Regions from separate parts of the Homo sapiens genome. Here all the other regions are linked to region 1. The links are chromatin loops, found by intact Hi-C in ENCODE. Cell type or tissue: dorsolateral prefrontal cortex. All regions are shown on one strand. Region 1 holds the start of KLHL32 (kelch like family member 32). Region 2 overlaps KLHL32 (kelch like family member 32). Region 3 overlaps KLHL32 (kelch like family member 32).

Region 1 (8,000 bases):
AGTAGTACAGTAATTAGAAATATGGCTCAGTGATTCCTTAATGTCACTACTGGTTTGTGACAGAAAACCACGACACTGGCATTAAGAATGACAATTTCCTCCTTACTTGCTTCGGGAGGAGGCAGCTATCAGGAATTGAACAAAGAACTATGACATAGCTCTCTTTCATGATGTAGTTTTAGCTAGAAATCTGATCTGTGTAGAGACAGTTTCAAATCTGATTCTTCCAGAGCTGTTAGAATACAGACTTTATAAAAACTCACAGCACTAGATTTATGCTACCCTCCTATATCTTGGCTCATGGACAAGCTGATGATAGATGAAAAAAATGCTGCAGAAACTTGTGTTCCAAGATGCTTATCAAAGTATATTAAGAGGCAAGCTGAGAAAAACAAAAAAGTGTTACCTACTCAACCAAACTCTAGGATACTTGTTTAAGAAAGTGAAAGAGGTTTCTTTCGTGTAAGACCTCAGTCTTTAATATACCAATGTGACATGAACCTAGTTTTCAGTGTTTCCCCAACTCATTTGACCTGGCACCCAATTTCCTATAGTGAATATATGCTATTTTCCAGCCACCCAGTGTCCACTTTTCTTTTTATATCTAGTGGGGCTATGAGCAGGGGTCCCACACTACCACAACTGAGGGACAGGCCAATGCTCCAGGCTAAAACAACTGGAAGCTGCAGACTACAACTGGGAGTACAAAGAGCAATCAATTGGGACTCACCCATTTCAGCAATGGAAGACACCATCTCATAACATTCCTGTCCTGATATTATCCTGTTGTCACTGCTTCTGTGCCCTCTGGAGTTCTCCTGCTGGCTTTCTATCCTGGGTATCTAGCTAGGCTTCCCATCAATTCTTAGAGCTCCTGATATCCTTCTACTAAGTTCCTTCTTGCCTAAATTAGGCAGAGAGTTTTCAGTTGCAACCAAAGACTCACACTTTAAAAAAAAAAAATCTTCTTCAGCTCATCCCTCATAACATCACTAGATTGAAACAGGAACAATGTATATTTATTGACAACTAAAAGACCTACATGGATTATACCACCTAACACATTCTAGGAGCTCAAAAAATTGCTGAACAAATAATAAGTATTCCAAAAAACAGCTTTTGGGAAGTATTATTTTAAGTCATTTTCTTAATAAGGAGAAAGACTATATATAATGGTACCTAAGAGAGAAATGGTGCCTAACACCTAGTTGCTCCTCTAGGAGTGGAGTAAACTGCAACATATGTTTGTGTTGAATTTTGGTGGCTATTGAATAAACTAATGTCTCTTATTTTAGAGAAATAAAATACTTAAGACAAAATATAAACTTTAAATCAATACTAAGGAGCCATTTAGGAAAATCTTGCCCTCTCTGAACTAGACATTTTACTAGGCATTTACCATTTAAACCTCAACGCCATGTGTCAATGAACAATATTTAGTGAGCCGATACTATGTGGCAGACATTGTGCTAGGGCCAGGAGATACCCTGAGACACTCAGCTTGGGCAGTAAGAGACTCTTCCATAGTCACACAGATGGTGAGTTGGTGGTGTAAATATTCTTTTCCTGTGTAAATGCAATTATAGTCTTTGCTCTATTTAATTATACTAAATAAATAGCTGCTATTTATTCTAAACAGATAATCCAATCAATATAGATGGGCTTAAAATTTTAAGTATTCTCACTTTAGTGACAAACACCTTGGGGATCTTAAAGGACTGTTTTATTTATTGATACCAGTCACTGTCAATATTTTTGGTTCAAAGACGCTTTCATATTCGATTTTCTGATAGAAGACAACGCAATGAAAACTATCAAGTTGCTTATGAAAAATTCTTAGGATGACACTGCACCTAATGTTTGTAGTCAGTTGTTTGTCATTCTTTCCCTTGTCCTATGCTGTGTCCAGGACTGCTAGATAAGTAGGTACCCAGCATCCTAGCGTCCAGATATCAAAACCATGAAAATGAAGCACTACAAGCCAGACAGATAACCTCCAGAGGGAGCAAACGAATAAACCCCCAAATCCTGTGGATCTAGAAGTAGAAAATAATCGCTGAACCACTGATTTGAGACCAATGAGAACATTAAGGACACCTCAAAATAGATCAGGGCACTGTTCCTAGCCCAACTCTGTGGCAGAACATAAACCTGCAAGAAATAGGATTAACATACTATCTTTGCAGTAAGTTAAATCCTGAACTTCTACAAAATACAGTTTACTCCAATTTAGTTACACTCTTCCTGCTTCTGGTGTCTTACCTCCACGTTGGACTAAGGTTTTCAATTCGGTGGTGGAATACTTACCTATTAAAATTACCCACTTTGCTTTAGTGTGAGTTTCTCAGCATGTTTTACACAGGAGTGACCTGAATGACTCGGAAGTGGCACTTGAGTGTGCCAGGCCCTGGAATTTAATGGTATGGTTCTGTGGTTGTTGTCTGTTTGCGGTTTTATTGCTGAATTAGTAGTAACCACAGTAATCACACCCTTTCTCATTTCTCAGGCTTGGGGATTTCGTCCACCTCTGGCGGGTTGGTTCCCCTGACGTTTCTTAAAGTTACTGTGAATTTGTTCTGGTCAGTACCATAGAGTGTATTATCCTAAGGAGGGCCACTGTAGGGCCGCTAGGACTAGAGGCAACTTGAACTTCACAAGTTAGCAGAGCAAGGACTCCCTGGAACACCGAGTTAGGGCCACGGGGTCTGTTTGCTCAGATTGCCCGCCAGCCCTGGGAAAGGAGTCTGGGGGCGAGCAGGCTGGGTTCCCGGGTCTCAGTCGCCGCAGTGGTGGCTACAGACTGCGCATGTGACCCAGGGGCCGGCGACGCAGGTGCCGGAGAGCGAGGAGGAGGGCGGCGTGGAGGAGGGTACTTCCGGGACCGGCGGGCGCGCGCTGGCAGCTCGCCGACGGCGGGGGCGGGGGCGGGGGGCGGCAGGGGAGCGAGCGCGCTGGCGGCGGGCGGTGGCGTTGCGCGCGGGGTGGCGAAAGGATGTGCGCGGGATCGCGGGGGAGGGGGAGGGAGCGCGCGGGCTAGCTGGAGGCGGGAGGGGGCGGAGCCCTGTGGCGTCTGAACCCGCCCCGGGGGTGCCAAGGTGCGTCTCCAGTCTGACGCGACCGCCTGGGGCGGAGTCAGCGGGACGTGCCACCTGCAGTGCTGGCTAGGGCTTTTTATTTACTAGGGAGCAGTTTCCCCGCGCGACAGTTCGGGAGCGCGCAGGCAGTCGCGCGCACACACGCACGCAGGCACACACACACACACACACACACACACACACACACTTTCGCACACACAAACACGCTAGGACGCTCGTCTTCGCTACTGCATCCCCGAACCAGCAGAGCGAAGCTACTGCGGGTTCTGTTAACCTCAGCATCGTGGGGCGAAGCAGAGCCATTGTGCATCAAGGAGAGGCCGGTGCCTGCGCTGCCGTCTCTGGCACCTAACCCAGCAGACCGCTCACCCCATCGGGTAAGCCAGTCTCTCTCCTTGTAACCTGTTCTGCAGACCTGAGGAAGAGGGTGGGAGGCTGCTGGTGCGCCAAGTGGGGGCAGACCCGGAGTTGACATTTCAGGGGCTTGCAGCCCATGCAGCCTCTGCCCGTGTCGTCTAACGGGAGCAGCCACTACTCAGGTTACTTATGCTGCCAGCCCTGGAGTCGCTCCCCCTTTCTTCCCTCCCCCTGAGCCCAATATGTACTGTGCTCCTTGGTTGCCAAGGAGACTTGCTTAAACATCAGCCGTGGGACATCTATTGAAAGAACTGGTTTCTTAAATGATGCCGTTATTTATTTTGATATTTAAAATAAAATATACACTGAGGACCTTTCGTAATTTGGCATTTGTTAATCTGTATTCAGGTGGCGGTTTCATTCAACTTCAAGAAAAGCCGTAATTGCACTATATGGTATGCTTTAAAAAGGATTCGTCAGATGAATTTTTCAACGGATTGTGTCTTGAATCATAATTTACTCCCATTTTGGTGATCTTATAAAGAAAGATGACTGCAGTTTAGATCCCTTCTTCCCCTCTATTTCCAGTTTTATTTTGCAGTTCACTTAGTCGTGATTATTTTAAATTAAAAGCAGATGATTTAATTGTGTTTCCCCACACAAGAATGAGCTTCTATTGTAAATTGACCAGAACAGGAATACGTTTGTGAATTCGTAACGTAAGAAGGTAGCATTCATGACATACATCTTTGCTAGCATTTTTATATCCCCTGCATCAGTATTGAAGCGCAGTTTTTTGCACCTCTGCTCATTTCTGAGAAGATTCTGTTTTTTAAAAAATCTCTTATTGATTATTTTTAGATCTATCTCTATACACAGATAGAGATAGATATAAAATGTGTGCCATGGCTTACTAGAGCTTATATGAAAGTGCAGTGGTTTTTGCTTTTTGTTTTTTTTCTGATGGGACTGGGTCCTCTACTGGAACACTGATAGGCCAATGGAACAGGTCAGCCTAATACCTGGGCTGTCAGTTTTGTTTTATTTTGAGGTCTCGGGTGTCTATTGGGTGAACTTGTAACACAGTACTTGAAGGCATCAGCAATCCAGTAATTACACTTTGCACGAATTTCATGCCTCCATCACAAACAAATGGCCCAGTAAAGATCCACTGGCATTCAAGAATTAATTTTGTTTTCCTTGGATATTTGTTCATCTTTTCTACTTCTTGTTAAATGACCCAAGGAAATAAGTCAAATTCTTCTAATTTAGATTTTAAACTCTGTCATAGAGAGTGTAATAAATAATGTGAGGAGCAAGTAAGCCAAATAATGACAGAGGTAGATAGAGGGGATTTATGCAATTCACAGAGCTTTGGGAGATGAATGATGACAAACATTTTACATTACAGTGTAGAAAGCACTTTTCATATACTTCTTTTTTAATCCTCACAACAACCCTTTGAGGCCAATAAATTACCTTCCATTTAAAGCTGAGGAACCCAAGACTCAAACCTTGCTGAAGGTCACAGCTAGTGAATGGGGAAGCCCTTTCTGGATCCAGTCTCCTTGCCTTTAAAAAAAAGTTGTGTGTGCGTTTCAGATGTGTGCAGGGATCTGACAAGTGAGATAAAGGAGTGGAGCAGGCCTAGACAAGACACGTGGGAGAGAGGGTAGGGAGTGGAGTGTGAACTGTGGCCTCTGGAACTTGCAAACCACTGTAAAGGAGGCAGCTCCCACTCCACTGTAGCCGATTGTTACTGTCCAGGCTCTAAAACATGACAGTTTTTTAAGGAAAACAGAAGCTTCTGGATTTTTTTTATGAGGTATCCTTAATTTTAAAAACTGTAAGGACCACATTAAAAATTGTATCTGGGTCATATCTAGCCTGTGGCCTGCTAGTTAGCAACCCATAATTACTGATGTCTCACTCAATTATAAGTTAGTATTCTCTAACAAAATACTGATGTGAAAAAATACATCCATCATTGTGAGTGATCAGTTTTTTATTTCAATATTAAAGTCTAATAAATGCTCTACCTTTGTTTTTCAATAAACAGGTTCAAAAATTTTTTGAGGTTTTCTAGATCTCTGTCTTATATCTCAGAAAATAAAAGACCATGAAGTGCTCTAAAATAGGAATTTTTGAATCTGGTGAAACAAAAGCATATATAGTTTAGAACTTATGTTCCTGGCTTAATGTTTTTTTTCTTGCCATAAGGCCAAGAAGTGGAGAAAAACTCAGTTGAGTGCTTGTTATAGGAAGACGTAGGATTGGTCAGCAAATGGAGCATCCTGAGCCTTTAATGAAAATGTCTGATTAAAGTGTTAGATAATTAGGTAAAACCCACCACTGAATACTGCAAGATGCCAAAGGAATGAAAACATAAGTGGGAACTCAGAGACATTAAATCCCAGCACCCTGGTATACAAAATGTTTACTCCTTTAATAACTATCTTGTAGTGAGGTAAATACGTCTTGAGAAGCTGCCATTTTCTCGTGTTTCTCCTAGAGCTACAGAGATGCTAGTGGACTTCACTGAAGTAGGTAAGTAGTCAGAGAGGAGTGTCATTTTATTTACATTGTCTCTTTGGTGGATCCAGAGAGGTGTAGTTAAAAGGAAAAGCCAAAAGATTTGAACAGCGACTTCTCATGGTTCTCTTATTCCAAAATCCCCCTCTGGAAAGATGCCTTAACAGTAAATAAAGCCATTTCAGTTTTCCTTTCATGGAAATATGTTGCACCTCTAGTAAGGAGCTATGCAGGTGTGTGTTAGTAATGTTCTAACAAAGTCCTGGCTGAGTGCATGGAGATACCGTCTCTGCCCTCAATGATTCAGAGCAAACACACTGCTCCTGGCAGCGTCCACTTTTCGAGCTCTTCTGTGAGCAAGCTACTTCCATATCGGCTTCACAATGACTCTATAAAGTGGGCATCTTATTTCCATTTTACAGATGGAGGATCTAAGACTGTGAAGTCCAATTGGAGCAATGAAAGAAATCTTGCAACTTCAGCTGCTCTTCTCTTTTCACATTCCTTCTTCTCAACTGTTACCTAATGCAGGTTATAGACATGTACATAATTGTGATTTTGAGGGAGTTATGTGTTAAATGTTACAATGGAAATATAAGATTCCATAGAAGCTCAGACACAGGGAAAAAATTTTAAATGTTCTGATTGTGGAGATCAGGTCAGTCCCTAGGTAGTAGGGGGATTAGTGCTGGAACTTGATGGCTGGGTATGATTATATTAAATGAAAATCCTTATAGCTATTGAAAGATGGGAGTCTCCACCAGACAGTCTGTTGGAAATGTGGGTTAAGAGGATGATGCTAGTGATACCTAATATTGATGAGCTTACTGTAGCTGAGCGAGTGATGAAAGCTGTGGAAGAACTATGGTCTGGAAGATGGAGTGCAGCAGAGGATGCAACTGCGGATGGGTGGGAGGGGATGGAGGAAGACAAATTTGGGAAGGAGACTAGGAGAGGAGTTGTAGCCATAGAGGAGAATCTGGAGAATGTAGTACTGATTCTTCTAAAGACTGAACATAAAGTCAAGGGACAAACCAAGTATTATATTCTCTATACAGAGACTGGCACACAATAAATACCCATAAACCATGATGATGTGTCTACATTTTTAATGTCTGATGGCTGGTATATAATTTCCTCTCATGATATCACTTTTCTATAGAAAAAGCATACACGTTTTATATGAATTCATTTGGAGTGGGTAAATATATGGATTTTCAAAAATGGGAAAAGATTCTGGCAAATTAGATGATAAAAGATGTAATCGTTTTTTTCTAGTAGAGTCATAGACTTGGAGGCTAAGGAGGCTCTTACAGATACAGATTTTAAGGTTGCATATACTTTTGATGAAGTCTTATATGTTTGGGACAAGTAAAGGAAAAATGTGGGCTGTAAACCATTTGAAAAGCTGTACTCAAATCTAGACAGAAGGCTTTGGTGACAGATAAATGTACTATAATCTTGATCCTGGTTGGGTCAATGTTTTTATTTATTACATCAGTAGAGATATGAAAGAAATGTGACAAGCAAGTGGGAGTTAGACTTGCATTTAACTACTAGATCTTCAGTGACTGGGTGGGAGAGCTACCTGTTAGAATGTTCAGCACAAGGTAACAGGATGAAATAAAATAGAAGGCGTCATAGCTAGAGTCTAGCACTGGGGATATTTGTCATGACAGGAATTTACTTTAAAGTTGGAGGGATTTTAATTCCTATCAAGTACAATATAAGCCAATATGATGATTTGCTCTTCACAGATATATTTGGCAAGTAATGGAAAATATTATGAAAAAATGATACTGTAAGGAGCCCATCTTTCTTAATAAGCAAGGGGCTTTTTGGTGACAGCAGAGATAGATGTGGCTATGTCTCTGTGCCAGGCAGTGTCTTACTTCCCTTCTCTGCCTATAAGACTGCTTATTATTTCAGAATTGTTTTCCAATTTGTAGAGCAGAACTTAAGAATTTATCCTAGAACATTTTACTTTCTCTGTTGTTGAGAATTAGTAAATAGAAT
Region 2 (8,000 bases), 64 kb after region 1:
TCTCAACTCGTCAAAGTCATTCTCCGTCCAGCTTTGTTCCATTGCTGGTGAGGAGCTGTGTCCTTTGGAGGAGGAGAGGTGCTCTGATTTTTAGAGTTTCCAGCTTCTCTGCTCTGTTTTTTCCCTATCTTTGTGGATTTATCTACCTTTGGTCTTTGATGATGGTGACGTACAGATGGGGTTTTGGTGTGGATGTCTTTTCTGTTTGTTAGTTTTCCTTCTAACAGTCAGGACCCTCAGCTGCAGGTCTTTTGGAGTTTGTTGGAGGTCCACTCCAGACCCTGTTTGCCTGGGTATCACCAGTGGAGGCTGCAGAACAGCAGATATTGGTGAACAGCAGATGTTGCTGCCGGATCGTTCCTCTGGAATTTTTGTCTCAGAGGAGTATCCGGCCGTGTGAGGTGTCAGTCTGCCCCTAATGGGGGGGGCCTCCCAGTTAGGCTACTCAGGGGTCAGGGACCCACTTGAGGAGGCAGTCTGTCCGTTCTTAGATGTCCAACTGCATGCTGGGAGAACCACTACTCTCGTCAAGGCTGTCAGACAGGGACATTTAAGTCTGCAAAGGATTCTGCTGCCTTTTGTTTGGCTGTGCCCTGCCCCCAGAGGTGGAGTCTACAGAGGCAGGCAGGCCTCCTTGAGCTGTGGTGGGCTCCACCCAATTCGAGCTTCCTGGCTGCTTTGTTTACCTACTCAAGCCTTGGCAATGGCGGGCGCCCCTCCCCCAGCCTGGCTGCTGCCTTGCAGTTGGATCTCCCACTGCTGTGCTAGCAATGAGCGAGGCTTCGTGGGTGTAGGACCCTCCAAGCAATGCACGGGATATAATCTCCTGGTGTGCCATTTGCTAAGACCGTTGGAAAAGCACAGTATTAGGGTGGGAGTGACCCGATTTTCCAGGTGCCATCTGTCACCCCTTTCTTTGACTAGGAATGGGAATTCCCTGACCCCTTGCACTTCCTGGGTGAGACGATGCCTCGCCCTGCTTCAGCTCATGCTTGGTGCACTGCATCCACTGTCCTGCACCCACTTCCTGACACTCCCCAGTGAGATGAACCCAGTACCTCAGTTGGAAATGCAGAAATCACCTGTCTTCTGCATCGCTCACGCTGGGAGCTGTAGACTGGAGCTGTTCCTATGCGGCCATCTTGGCTCCACCCCCCAGTAGTTTGTATTTCTATGGGATCAGTGGTGATATCCCCTTTATCATTTTTTATTGCATCTATTTCATTCTTCTCTCTTTTCTTCTTTATTAGTCTTGCTAGCGGTCTATCAATTTTGTTGATCTTTTCAAAAAACCAGCTCCTGGATTCATTGATTTTTTGAAGGGTTTTTTGAGTCTCTATTTCCTTCAGTTCTGCTCTGATCTTACTTATTTCTTGCCTTCTGCTAGCTTTTGAATGTGTTTGCTCTTGCTTCTCTAGTTCTTTTAATTGTGATGTTAGGGTGTCAATTTTAGATCTCTCCTGCTTTCTCTTGTGGGCATTTAGTGGTATAAATTTCCCTCTACACACTGCTTTGAATGTGTCCCAGAGATTCTGGTATGTTGTGTCTTTGTTCTCGTTGGCAAACCACTGCTCAATGAAATAAAAGAGGATACAAACAAATGGAAGAACATTCCATGCTTATGGGTAGGAAGAATCAATATCATGAAAATGGCCATACTGCCTGAAGTAATTTATAGATTCAATGCCATCCCCATCAAGCTACCAATGACTTTCTTCACAGAATTGGAAAAAACTACTTTAAAGTTCATATGGAACCAAAACAGAGCCTGCATTGCCAAAACAATCCTAAGCCAAAAGAACAAAGCTGGAGGCATCACGCTACCTGACTTCAAACTATACTGCAAGGCTACAGTAACCAAAACAGCAAGGTACTGGTACCAAAACAGAGATATAGACCAATGGAACAGAACAGAGCCCTCAGAAATAATGCGGCATATCTACAACCATCTGATCTTTGACAAACCTGACAAAAACAAGAAATGGGGAAAGGATTCCCTATTTAATAAATGGTGCTGGGAAAACTGGCTAGCCATATGTAGAAAGCTGAAACTGGATCCCTTCCTTACACCTTATACAAAAATTAATTCAAGATGGATGAAAGACTTACATGTTAGACCTAAAACCATAAAAACCCTAGAAGAAAACTTAGGCAATACCATTCAGGACATAGGCATGGGCAAGGACTTCATGTCTAAAACACCAAAAGCAATGGCAACAAAAGCCAAAATAGACAAATGGGATCTAATTAAACTAAAGAGCTTCTGCACAGCAAAAGAAACTACCATCAGAGTGAACAGGCAACCTACAGAATGGGAGAAAATTTGTGCAATCTACTCATCTGATAAAGGGCTAATATCCAGAATCTACAATGAACTCAAACAAATCTACAAGAAAAAAACAAACAACCCCATCCACAAGTGGGTGAAGGATATGAACAGACACTTCTCAAAAGAAGACATTTATGCAGCCAAAAGACACATGAAAAAATGCTCATCATCACTGGCCATCAGAGAAATGCAAATCAAAACCACAGTGAGATACCATCTCACACCAGTTAGAATGGCAATCATTAAAAAGTCAGGAAACAACAGGTGCTGGAGAGGATGTGGAGAAATGGGAACACTTTTACACTGTTGGTGGGACTGTAAACTAGTTCAACCATTGTGGAAGTCAGTGTGGCGATTCCTCAGGGATCTAGAACTAGAAATACCATTTGACCCAGCCATCCCATTACTGGGTATATACCCAAAGGATTATAAATCATGCTGCTATAAAGATACATGCACACGTATGTTTATTGCAGCACTATTCACAATAGCAAAGACTTGGAACCAACCCAAATGTCCAACAATGATAGACTGGATTAAGAAAATGTGGCACATATACACCATGGAATACTATGCAACCATAAAAAAGGATGAGTTCATGTCCTTTGTAGGGACATGGATGAAGATGGAAACCATCATTCTCAGCAAACTGTTGCAAGGACAAAAAACCAAACACCGCATGTTCTCACTCACAGGTGGGAATTGAACAATGAGAACACATGGAGACAGGAAGGGGAACATCACACACTGGGGCCTGTTGTGGGGTTGGGGGAGGGAGGAGGGATAGCATTAGGAGATATACCTAATGTTAAATGAGAAGTTAATGGGTGCAGCACACCAGCATGGCACATGTATACATATGTAACAAACCTGCACGTTGTGCACATGTACCCTAAAATTTAAAGTATAATAAAAAAAATATTGACATGTGTGGATTTTCCTTTCATTGTGTTGTTAGCTGGTTATTATGCAGACTTGATTGTGTGGTTGCTTTATTGTATCAGTGGCCTATATACATAAGTGTTTTTGTGGTAGCTGGTAATGATGTTTCATTTCCATATTTAGCACTCCCTTAAGTGCCTATGTTAAGCCAGGTCTGTTGGTAATGAATTCCCTTAGCATTTGCTTGTCTGAAAAGGATTTTATTTCTCCTTCACTTATGAAGCTGAGTTTGGCTGGATATGAATTTCTTGGATGGAATTTTTTTCTTTAAGAATGCTGAATATAGGCCCCAATCTCTTCAGGCTTGTAGGGTTTCTTTTGAAAGGCATGCTGTTAGCTTGATGGGTTTCTGTTTGTATATGTGATTTGCCCTTTATCTCTAGCTGCCTTTAATATTTTTTTCTTTCATGTGAGCCTTGGAGAATCTGACAACTGTGCGTCTTGGGGATGGTCGTCTTGTATAGTATCTTGCAGAAATTCTCTACATCTCCTGAATTTGAATGTTCACCTCTCTAATGAAACTTGGGAAATTTTTCTGGATAATATCCTCAAATATGTTTTCCAAGTTGCTTTTTCTCCCCCCCTCTCTTCCAGGGATACCAATTTGTCTTACCTGTGGTCTCTTTACATAATCCAATATTTCTTGGAGGATTTACTCATTTTTTAAACTTTTGGCTGACTGAATTAGTTCAGAAACCAGCCTTCAAGCTCTGAGATTCTCTCCTCAGCTTGGTCTATTCTGCTGTTAAAAAAAAGTGCGATTATTATTATGAAATTCTTGTACTGTTTGTCAGCTCTATCAGATCAGTTTGTTTCTTTCTTATAATGGCCATTTCATCTTTCAGCTCTTATATAATTTTATTGTAATCCTTGGATTCCTTGGATTGGGTTTCAACTTTCTCCTGAATTGTGATGATCTTCATTCTCATCCATATTCTGAATTCTCTGTCTGTCATTTCAGCCATTTCAGCCTGGTTAAGAACACTTGCTGGGGAACTAGTGCAGTTGTTTGGAGAAAAAGACACTCTGGCTTTTTGACTTGCCAGAGTTTTTGTACTAGTTCTTTCTTATCTCTGTGTGCTGATGTTCCTTTCACAGTTACAATTTGAGTACATTCAGTTGCCTCTTTTCTGGATGTTTTCAAAGGGCTGAGGCTTTGTGCAGGATCTTTATTTGCAGCTGATTTCTTGTCCTTGTTTTTATGGGGGTGGGGGTTATGTTAGCAAGTATTTTTGGTGTTGAAGTTTGGGCTGTGATCCAGTAAATGGTGCTTAAGTATAATGGTAAGTTCTTGCTCAACCACGTGGCTCCTCTGTATTTCCTCTCGATTTCAGCTGTGCTCCCTCTTAGTGCTCTGAAAGTGTAGTTTCTTCTCCCAGTCAATTTCTGGCTGCAGATCTTGGATTGGCACTCCCAGGGTGCACACTGCAGCTCTGGGGTGAGCTCAGGCTTTGTGTGTCCTCTCCAACTTGGAGGCAGCAGAGGGAGGGACCTTGGCAGTGGCTGTAGCAGAGAGCCATTCACTTGTCTCTTGGGGCTCCAGCCCAGAGAAATACGGAGCTGCTACCAGTTGGTGTGATTGGCCCAGAGTTGGGCAGCTGTGTTATGGGCCCAAGCTGGGGTGGGGGCGGGGCTTGCTTGGTGATGAGCAGGGAGCATTGGAGGCTCATAGGTGAGCTAGACTGGCCTCTTCTCTTTAAGATGGCTGTGGTTTCTGGAGGTGTAGGTAAAGCACTTAAGGTCTTTGTTCCTTCCTTAGTCCAAGGGCAGCAAGGGAAGTACCACTGCAGTGGCAGTGGCAGAGGGGCTTTCGGTTTTGTCTAGGAGCTCCACCACAGAGAATCACAGACCCGTTACTAATGGGAATGTTTAATCGGGGCTTGTGGTGACTGCACTACTGGCCCTGCTTGGTGAAGCGCAGGGGGTCAAGGCCTCATGGGGAGGAGAGACTGGGCTCCTCTCCTTATGGCGGTTTTGGTGCTGGGAGTGCAGGTGAAGCCCTCAGGTTCTTTGTTCCTTCCCCAATGCAAGGGCAGCAAGGGCAGGACCAGTGCACTGGCGGTGGCAGAGGGTCTGTTGGTTGCCTCTGGGAGCCCCTCCCAGGGAAACTTAGAGCCACTAGCAGTGGAAATGCTCAGCTGGGGGTGGGGTGTCTGCTCTGCAATTCCAGCTGAAGGGTCCTTCCTGGGGAAGAATACAGGGTGGGAGCTCACAGAGAAGAGACATTGGGTTTCTCTCCGTATGGTGGCTGGGTGTGCTAGGGATGTCAGCATAGCAACCAGGCCCTTTGTTCCTTCCCCAATGCAGTAAGGGTGGTACCCATCGCAGCTGTAATGGCAGAGGGGCTATGGGTTGTCTCTGGGGATTTCCTCCCCAAAGAAACACAGAGCTGCCACCAACTGACATGTTCAGGCCAGGGCAGGGCGGTTGTGCTAGGCGCCCAGGTGGAGAGATCCTGCCCATTGAGGGGTAGCAGGGTGGGGACCTGTGTGGAAAACTGGCCGCTTTTCTGTAAGGCAGCTCTGCCTTAGTGCCTGATCACTGCGTTCCTTCCCAAGCCGGAGAGCCACAGGAGCGAGGGCTTCAGAGCAGCAAAAGTAGTAGCTTGCCTGTTACCTCCGGGAGATCCCTTCCAAGAAAGTGCAGAGCTGCTACCGCGGAGAGCCCTAGCAGGGAGTGGCCAAGGTCGCAGATCTAGAGGCCCTGCCCAGTGAGGAGTAGCAGGGGCGGGGGACGGCATTGAAAACAGGCCGCTTTTCCGGGTAAGGTGGCTGCGCTGTGCTGGGGGTCTATGATAGTCCCTAATCACTGTGCTCCCTCCCCAGCCTGAGGGCAGCAAGAGCGAGGGCTTCCGAGCGGCAGAAATGGCGGCCTGCCTGCGACCCGAGAGCTCAGGCAGGGCTGCGATGGCCGCAGTAGAGTCCCAGGCCAGTGGGCCATGTCTGGCGAGGTGCAGTGGAGGTGAGGCGTGCACTCCATCTGCTGCTCAGCCCTGTGGATTTGCCCCCATCCTGGTGGGCCTGTGCGGGAGCCTGACCTCTCTTGTTGCCAGAGATGCAGCTGCCGGTGTCCGGTACCAGGGGATCCATGGCTCCCGGGACCCAGGGTTGCAAAGGTCCATGGCAGAAGTGTGGGTCCCCAGGGACTCTCACTGACTCACTCACCGTTTCCTGGCTGTGGGGGGCCTCCCCTGGCTCTTCGCCTCTCCCCGGTGGGCAGTTGTCCTGTCTCACTCTTCTCACTTCTGTGTGGATTGTATTGCTTCCTTGATGAAAGTGTCCACTTGGATAATCCAGTTGAAGAGCTAATGTTTACTCACTACTCTCTTCTCTCTCTGAGAGCAATGCGCACTAGCTGCTTCTAGTCAGCCATCTTGGCTGGAATCCCGGTTTTGAATTTCATTTTGGGAAATGATTTGATTTCGCACATTTGTGTATGTGTGAGAGAGAGAGGGGAGAGCGTATCAATACGTGCGCGCATGTGAGTGCAAGAGACCATTTCACTTGTTGGCATTTAACGGTGTTTGCTGCTACTCCCAGTTTCTCAACTCTTCCACCACAATGCCCCTCATACTCTAATAGGTTATGCACAAAGAGTGCCTCCTTTGTAATACCTATATTATAAAGCCTCTGGAGAAACTTCATTATTTGCATTTTGCAGGTGTGGGAACTAAATTACGATATGTTTAAATAATTTGCCCAGGGACTGCCAGATATAAAGTAGAAGAGCTGATTTTCACACATCTGTCTCCCTCAGTACCAAGTTGTGCCGTTTCCACTTAAGCTGTGTGCTCTGCTGGATTCATGTGCATTTCCTTCAGTCTCATAAGCTGCTTGTAAGATGAAAATTCACTGACTTGTGCACTGATTGTTCAGATGGAGAAAGCCGAATAAAGTTGGAGCAGTTGGCACTTAACTGTTATCTGGGCAGTGCTAAGTGCTGGAGTTTTGGTATTTAAGAGACATAGGCTGAGCCCTATGGAGCTTGTAATATAGATACCATACTGGAAGTAATTTTTTCCTTATACTCAGTATTTTCTGTTAGCTTTTGCTGCATAACAAAGTACCCGAAAACCTAGAGGCTGAATTGTTCTGGTCTGTCAGCTCAGCTGATCTCTACTGGATTTGCTTTTGCATCAGTGGTTAATCAAAGGGTTGATTGGAGGCTAGTGATCTAAGTTGGCCTTGTTGACATGGCTGGTGATTGGTAGGCTGTTGGTTGGGGTGGTAAGGGAAGCTGGGCCATGTATTTAGAAACTAGCCTAGGCATTTTCACGTGGCAACTAAATCCTAAGAACACAAGAGGACCAGCCTCAAGGCACAAGTGCTTCTCAAGCTTCTGTTTGGGTCTTGTTTGCTAATGTCCCCCCTGCTGGCCGAGCAAGTCAGATGGCCAAGTCCAGAATCATCAGAATCATTTTAAGAGGGTGTACAAAAGGGCATAGACACAAGTAGGGGAACATTTTGTTGCCATTGTTGCACCCTTCTCCTGTCAGGAACTATCAAAATTCTGAGATTTTTACCCTACTTGCAAGCTAACTAGTCAGGCTACCACACTGTTATAGATGCTGGTAGAAGACATAAGACTCCTAATCAGAAACAAAGGAGTTTATCCTCATAATGGCAGTAGTAATCAAGTCTCAGCATTTTTGCACCTCTTTTCTGAGCCCCAATTCCCACAGGATGACATGAAGAGGGCCAGCTTGTGAGTGAGTTGTGTTATGGGAGAA
Region 3 (8,000 bases), 84 kb after region 1:
AGCAAACTTCTGAATTTGTTGAACTTTTGTATGGTTTTTCACATCTCAATTTCATTCGATTCAGCTCTGATTTTGGTTATTTCTTGTCTTCTGCTAGCTTTGGGAGTTGGTTGCTGTTCTTTTCCTATTTCTTCTAGGTGTGATATTAGGTTGTTAATTTGAGATATTTCTAACTTTTTGATGTGGGCATTTATTACTATAAACATTCTTCTTCAGTCTGCTTTAGCTGTGTCCCAGAGATTCTGGCATGTGGTGAATTGATTCTCATTAGTTTCAAATAATTTCTTGATTTATGCCTTAATTTCACTGTTTACCCAAGTCATTCTGTAACAGATTGTTTAATTTCCATATAATTGTGTGGTTTTGAGAGATTTTCTTAGTATTAATGTCTTTTCTATCAGACTGTGCTCTGAGAATGTGGTTGGTATATTTTCAGTTTTTTATTTTTTTTAATTTTCTGAGGATTGTTTTCTGGCTAAATGTGTGCTTGATTTTAGAGTATGTGGTATGTGCAGAAGAGAAGAATGTATAGTATGTACAGAAGAGAAGAATGTATATGCTCTTGTTTTGGGGCATCAAGTTCAGTAGATGTCTGTTAGTTCCATTTGGTCAAGTGCTGAGTATAGGTCCTGAATATCTTTGTTAGTTTTTTCCCTCAATGATCTAATACTATCAGTGGAGTGTTTAAGCCTCTCATTATTATTGTTCAGTTATCTAGGTCTCTTCATAGGTCTGTAAGAACTTGCTTTATGAAGCTGGGTGCCCTTCTATTAGGTGCATACATATTTAGGATAGTTAGGTCTTTTCATTGAGTGAGTCCTTCACCATTAGGTAATGCTCTTCTTTGTCTTTTTAAATTGTTGTTGTTGATTTATAGTCTTTTTTGCCTGATACTAGAATAGAAAGCTCTGCTCTTTTCTGTTTTCTGTTTGCTTGGCAGATTTTTCTCCATTTCTTTACTTTGAGCCTATCGGGGTTATTGCATGTGAGATGGGCCTCTTGAAGCGAGCATACAGTTGGGTCTTGCTTCTTTATCCAAGTTGACATTCTGTGCCTTTTATTTGGGCATTTATACTGTTTACATTTAAGGTTAATATTGATATGTGTGGGTTTGATCCTGTCATCGTGTTGTTAGCTGGTTACTATGCAGACTTGATTGTGTAGTTGCTCTATATACTTAAATGTGTTTTTGTGGTGACCAGTAATGGTCTTTGTTTCCATGGTTAGCACTCTTTTAAGGACTTCTTGTAAGGCAGATCTTGTGGTAATGAATTCCTGTACCATTTGCTTGTCTGAAAAGGATCTTATTTCTCCTTTGCTTATGAAACTTAGTTTGGTTAGGTATGACATTCTTTGTTGGATTTTTTTTCTTTAAGAATGCTGAATATAGGCCCCCAAACTCTTCTGCTTATAGGGTTTCTGGTGAAAGGTCCACTGTTAGCTTGATGGTGATCTCTTTTTAGGTGACCAACCCCTTCTCTCTAGATGCTTTTAAGAGTTTTTCTTTCATATCTACCTTATGGAATCTGAGGACTATGTGTCTTGGGGATGGTCATCTCATATAGTGTCTCACAGGGGTTCTCCACATTTCCCAAATTTTAGTGTTGGCCTCTTTAGCAAGGTTGGGGAAATTTTCATGAAAGATATCTTTAAATATGTTTTCTAAGTTGCTTGTTTTTTTCTCTCTCTCTTTTAGGGATGCTAATGAATTGTAGATTTGGTCTCTTTACATTATCCCATATTTCTTGGAGGTTTTGCTCATTCTTTTTTACTCATTTTTATTTATTTTTGTCTGACTGAAATATTTTGGAGAGGTAGTCTTCGAGTTCTGAGACTCTTTCTTTGGCTTCATCATTTCTGCCGTTAGTACTTAGGATTGTATTATGTAATCCTTAAAGTGAGCTTTTCAGCTTTACCAGATCATTTCTTAAAGTGGCCATTTCATCTTTTCGCTCCTGTTTCATTTTATTGTACTTCTTATATCTCTTGGATTGGGTTTTGATTTTCTCTTGAATATGGATGATCTTTGTTCCTATCCATATTTTGAATTCTATGTGTCATTTGAGCCATTTCAGCCTGGTTAAGAACCATTGCTGACAAACTAGCGTGGCTGGTTGAAGGTAGGAAGACCCTCTGGTTTTCTGAGTTGCCACAGTTCTTGCACTGGTTCTTTCTCATGTGTATGGGCTGATGTTTCTTCAGTCTTCAGGTTGCTGTCCTTTGGATGAGGTTTTTTGCTTTTTCATCTTTGATACCCTTGGGAGTTTGATTGTGCTATAAGGTAGGTACAGTCAACTGGCCTCATTTGTGGAAGATTTTATGAGGCCAAGGCTCAGCTCAGCACTCCTGGACTATGTGCTCTAACTCTGGGGGGCTGGCAGTGGGGCCCTAGCTTTGTTCTCTGGCCCCTAAAGGTTAGGAACCTGCTGCACTGGAGGGGCCAAAGTGTTCCCAGTCTGCTGTCCACAACACCCCGATGAGGGCTGCCCACTAAATTACTTCATCAAGGTGTTGGCAGTGGAATTTGTGCTCGCTTGCACATGCCAGCGATTGCAGCAATGCTCAGTGTGTATGTGAATTGCCTGGGATGTGGGACCAGTGGAAGCAGGGCAGTGGCATTCCTGCTGCACCTCCTCATGCAGGTGGTTGTGGTGGTGGTGACATGACAGGGTCAGGGCACTGTGGTAACAGGTTGTCTGGCATTTGTGCCAGTGGTGGTGGCATGGGGTTGGGTGTCAGGGTGTGCTAGCACCAGCAGAGGGAGGTTGTGGTGGGGGAAGACCGTGGCAGCCCTGTGTGTTTCAGCCGGTTCCAGTGCACTGGAACTCTCTGACAGTCAGGTGCAGTCTGCCAGCAAAGGAGCTATGGTAAAGTTTTCCAGGAAGCACCCTGTTTGGGCATCTGAGGCTGCACTGCAAGTGGGTGCAACCAGTCTGGAGCCCTAGGAGAGGCCAGAAGACAGGGTAGTGCTCAGATCAGACTAGCCCCATCTCACAAGGAAGACCACCCTGCTGTGTCCAGGTATGACAGTCACCCCTAGGCTAATGTCTCCTAGAGGAGCGTAGGTGTCCCTGGCTGTGCTCCATTGCAGCCACTCCCATGCCAAACTCTCTGAGCTGTGCACTGGCTGGAGTCCTGCTCCTGCCACCTCTCCTGGCAGCTCTCCCTGCCAGGGTAAGTGTTTGTGGAGGTCATGGGGTCTCCTGCTGATAGGATTCTGGAGATCCAAGGTGAGAGCAGGCCATACCTTGGCTGTTCATCTCACTCCTTCCCCAGGAGACGCTGGAGCCCAGGAATGAGTCCCTTTGCTCAGCAGCCCTGTGCAGGGTTCCTAGCATCCTTTCCCTCCAGCCTGGCCTCTATGTCTTCCTTCCATCCACTCATTGCCTTCTCTCCAAAGATCTGCTCAGAGAGTATTTCATTCTTCCCTATGTCCCTGTCTCTTGATGGGAGATGTTCCTCCTGGCTGTGCTTAGCCGGCCGTCTTGGCTCCCCAGCCGCATTTTTATAGGATAATTAATTAGAAGGGCAGTATAGTTTTAGACTGAGACCAGTCTAATTTATAACATCTCTGTTCACATACTTTCTGGCTGTGTATATCCTTGGGCAAGTGGCTTTATATCATTAAGTTTTATATTCTTCTCCAATTGTAAAAGCAGGTGAGTTGTCACTTAATGGGGCTAATGTAGAAATTAAATAAGATAAATGTCAGTTGCAAACCAAGGGTCTGAAACATACTAGATGTTAAACTGATGGTTTACTAGTATTGGTGATGGTATCTAGTTTTCAAGCACAATAGAGTGGAATTTTGGTTTATAAACCAAAATTCTGTTAAGAAACAGTATTTTTAAGGCTATTCAGCAGAGACAATTTTTACCAATTTCATCTATATTTTAAATTTAAATGTTTCTTTTATTTTGAAATAATTTTTCGCAAGGCTTTGCTTTTCAAATGTAAATGTTTAATCTTTTAAACACATTGGCTCTCTGGGCACCTAAAACTCTCTTCACTATCGACACTTTAGGATTTACTGGCCATGCTGTTGCTTCTGTTTTAATTTGCAATAGAGCACTTGTATAAATGTACTTTGAAATGTTTGGAAAGTTGTGTATGGACTGGAAAAATGCATGCGAGATGTTCCTTTGCTTTGTATATTGTGAAAGGGAGGATTTGTACATGCTTTGTTGTTGTTGTTACATACGCTAGTTTACTGTTTTGAACATAATTTGTTTACTACTTTGAATTCCCTATTTGATGGAAGTGAAATGTGATCTTGCTGGACAGTAGAAGGAAAGACTGCCTGTATTTCATGCTCATACCTACTAAAGCATCAGACTGTTTCATATTTAAGAGCAGTTTAAAAAGCACGTGAGGGTCTTCTTAATCTTAATTCTAGTGTCTTAAAAAATGTATGTGGAGATTATATGTTTTTGAGACACTATAATTAAGGTCAAGAAGGGAGGTAATTTGCATTCCCCTTGAAAAAGCTTTGATACCAGCTCTGGGGACTGAGGGGCATTGTCAGTGAGAGGGCCCCACACAGAGGCTTCTATGTCTCCAGCCTGCAGCCTGGAGAACTATGAAGACTTCTGTTTAGCCTCACACAGAGGAAGGCAGAATAAACAAACTGAAATGGCCCAAACAAGCTACTGGGTTTTTCCCTAGACTTAGGGTAAGGAAAAGGATCAGGCACTGATTTGACAAAAAAAAAAAAAAAAAAAAAAAAAGTGAGCATACAGAAAAATATTTATAGGACACTCTATGCCATGCTCCTGGTTCACTGCAGATTATCAATCAGTGGAAAGTGATAGAAGCAATGGATCAGCAGAATGGGTATAGAGGTAAGACAGCAGTTGCAGCAGCAGTGGTGCTTGGCTCTGGTAGGGCTGGTGGAGCAGGGTTGCTGTATTAGAAGAGTCAGGACTTGTTCATATGTCTGTCTCTCCCTCTCCCCCAGATCATAGCTGAATACCCAGCCCTGGACTTTGCAGATAATAAGTGTAGCAAATATTTTTTAAAACATTTATCAGCATCATTTAAATTATTACAAAAGTTTATAAATTGAATCCTATATAGTGCATTGTTCCCCTTAACTATTTCTGATTATATATCATCTTGTTATTTTAGATATTGAAGAATTTATCCCTCATGTTTCCTCAATTTTGTGTGTGTATGAGTGAGGAACCACAAAAGTGTTTTCCTAAAAAAATACTTGCTAATATTCTGCTGTGTGTTGTATTTTGGTCCTAATGTTGAAAAACAAATATCCTCAAATGACCTCAAATCTTGCTACCTAGGGAAGGAAATAGTGGCTTTTGGGAAATCAAGAACTTTTGAATATAAAAAAGTACCTAGAAGAATAAAAGGCACATTCCTTTATGTATCTTATTAGGCTTTCTTTTTTTCCTAAGTAGTAAAACAATCATTAGTTTCACTGAGTATTTTGGACAGCATATTAGAAATTTGAAGTACCAAGTTTACTATTCTTTACTGGAGATTGTCCAGCAGAGGAAAGCAAATACCAGTGGATGTGTGGAAGCATTTTCTGATCTTTAACACGTACACCTGCTATACCTAACAGCCTGCTCAGAAGAAGGTTCTATTTCTAGATGGTAAATGAGAGCTTCCCAGTGGACCATTATTTTATCATGAGTGGTAGTGGGAGGAGGGACAGCGTTTGGACATGAGGGAATTATCATGTATGCCATCATATCATTGCTAGGTCATTTATCTCTTGTCTAGCCAAGTTCACGTTAAATTCTACTAGGTTAGCACTTGAGGTCATTTAACAAAACTGCTGTTTATTAAGAATGGGAGACATGTTCTTCTTTGAATCCTGCAAGAGGTGGTTGCTGAAAATAATAGGAACCATATCTTCATATTTTAGGCAAAAGTCACTTTTAAGAAGCTTTGTGATAAATCACCTAGAGAAGCCAGTGAATTATGCCCTAATGGTTGGAATGAGACAAGTTTTCTAATAGTGATGACAATTATTAATTACTAATCACAAGTATGTGTGTGGTGGGAGTGAATCTCAAAGCTATAATAAAAGGAAATTTGTGCCTTTTTGCATAATGAATGAGAAAAGTCTCTTTAAAAGAGCAAAGAAAACTATTAAATTATAAAATTGTTGAATTTCTTGTCACAACCTTTAGAAACTCTATAAACTCATCTAAAACCCCAATTCACTGTAGTGTGAAAAATAGATACATATTCAGAGTGATCATTTATCTTGAATTAAAATTAAGCATCCGAGTCATTACAAACTTATCTCCTGCTTATGGACATGCTGACATAAAAGTATTTAAAACTTCTGAGTAGAAAAGGATATTAATGATGCAAGGATAGGCCAGAAAATGAATACACTTCTTACTAAGGAAATAATGATTGTTATTCAAGCTGCAAAACCTAAACATGGAAAGGAAGGTAAACTGGCGTTTATTAAAAATCTTTCTTTATTTGTTTGCTAACCTCAGTCCTAGTTGTATTCACATTTGTTACTTTGTTTAATCCCCCCAATAATCCTTAAATGTAGATATTACAACAACTTTACAGATGATGAATTAAAGTTTGCTAAACATTGAATTAATTTGTAATCAATCACGTAACTGCTGAATGCTAGAGTCTAAACCCTAGCCTAGGCAAACATGCCTCCAAACCCCCTCCATTTTCCATTATACCAAGCTGTGTGGAACTGAGTACTCCCTGTTCATGTCTGCCATTAGCTATTGAGCATTATGGTAGGCAAAATAATAGACCCCCTGGCCAAAGATGTCCATGCCCTAATTTCTGGAGCCTGTAATAATGAAGTGATGGACCTTGAGGTGGCAATACTATCCTGGATTATGTAGCTGGACCCAATGTAACCACAAAGTCCTAAAGATAGAAGAAAGAGTCAGCAGAGTCACAGTCAGAGGAGTCAGGACAGAAGCAGAGGTTGGAGTGATGTGATTGTTGGCTTTGAAGGAGGAGACCATGAAACAAGTGACTTCTGTAAGCTGGAAAAGACAAGGAAACAAGTTCTTCCTAAAGCCTCCAGAAGGAATACAGCCCTGCTGACACCTTGATTTTAGCCCAGTGAGACGCATTTTGGGCTTTTGACTTCCAGAACTATAAAATAGATTTGTGTTGTTTTAAACCACGAAGTTTGTGGTACTATCACAGTAGCAAGGAAACTAATACAGGCATCTTAACAGTTGCTAGCTGCAGTGAATTTTTCATAATTTTTGTGAATTTTCAGATGTGGCTTTGCTTACTATCATTTCTGTAATCCTGGTCTCATAGTGCCACCTGAAAATGTTGAGAAACGTAATTCAGTCATAGGTTTCAGATTTGAAGAGCAATTAAACTATATATGAGGGTTCTCATATAAGAAGTAATTGGGTTCCTTTATTTCAAAGCAGAATATCAAAAGAGAGTCAGAAGGATTTGACATGTTTGATGTAGAAAACTTTATTATTATTGTTATTGTTTTGGTTGTGGTTATTTTTCACTGCACCTTCCTCAGCACTCTAAGTCCAAAAGAGCCCTTTTTCAAAATTTCATCTTTTTCTTGTTAATAATAGAGATCTCTGTGCCTCTAAATGGTGTTTGGTCAGTGAGTTTTGTAATCTTAAATGGCAGAAATGTCATGACATGTAATTTTGTGAGAAAAGGATACTTACCCCTCCTAGCCTTTACATAAGTGAAATATAGTAAATGCTCTTAAAATAATTGTACATTTTCTTGTGAGAAATAACATTCCTTGTACTTTATGAGAAAAATATGTGTAAAGTTGCACATCATAGAAGATGCAGATTTTAATATCCAGTGTATTTCAGCAGTTTGGTATCAGAAAAGTGCACTGAGCTAGTGTTAAATAACTTTTTATTAGAATGTCCTCTCTATTGTTAAGTTGCCACATTATATGAGGAAACTCACTTCAGTTTTTGTGCCTTGGTTTCGTTGTTGTAAAATGGAGAGAATGGTACCTGTTTTGTTATTCCATTTAAAAAATCACT

What was found. Peaks named below come from ENCODE experiments on the same cell type or tissue, not always from the same donor. Only the 100,000 strongest peaks of a DNase experiment are listed, where the experiment ranks them.
Region 2: it touches region 1 in a loop (2.9-fold over the local background); 4 of 110 quality-filtered maps call a loop at or near these places.
Region 3: a loop joins it to region 1, with 3 times the contacts of the local background. A loop is called at or near these places in 4 of 110 quality-filtered maps.

Annotation. Positions count from the first base shown.
Region 1 is chr6:96,921,555-96,929,554 of GRCh38, forward strand. It overlaps KLHL32 (kelch like family member 32), which reads left to right and starts at 3,174. Exons shown (of 11, transcript NM_052904.4): 1 at 3,174-3,472. RefSeq lists a silencer at 2,901-3,210. In dorsolateral prefrontal cortex, no CTCF peak of the experiment used is centred here; DNase peaks (open chromatin) are centred at 3,117 and 3,567; H3K4me3 peaks cover 5,816 bases; H3K27ac peaks cover 8,000 bases.
Region 2 is chr6:96,985,865-96,993,864 of GRCh38, forward strand. All of the region lies in intron 3 of KLHL32 (kelch like family member 32), which reads left to right. Among named protein-coding and RNA genes, the nearest start is that of KLHL32, 65 kb to the left of the region's middle. RefSeq lists an enhancer at 5,917-6,416. In dorsolateral prefrontal cortex, no CTCF peak of the experiment used is centred here; DNase peaks (open chromatin) are centred at 4,797 and 7,617; H3K27ac peaks cover 4,820 bases.
Region 3 is chr6:97,005,425-97,013,424 of GRCh38, forward strand. The region is part of intron 3 of KLHL32 (kelch like family member 32); the gene reads left to right. Among named protein-coding and RNA genes, the nearest start is that of KLHL32, 85 kb to the left of the region's middle. In dorsolateral prefrontal cortex, no CTCF peak of the experiment used is centred here; a DNase peak (open chromatin) is centred at 4,547; H3K4me3 peaks cover 3,401 bases; H3K27ac peaks cover 7,378 bases.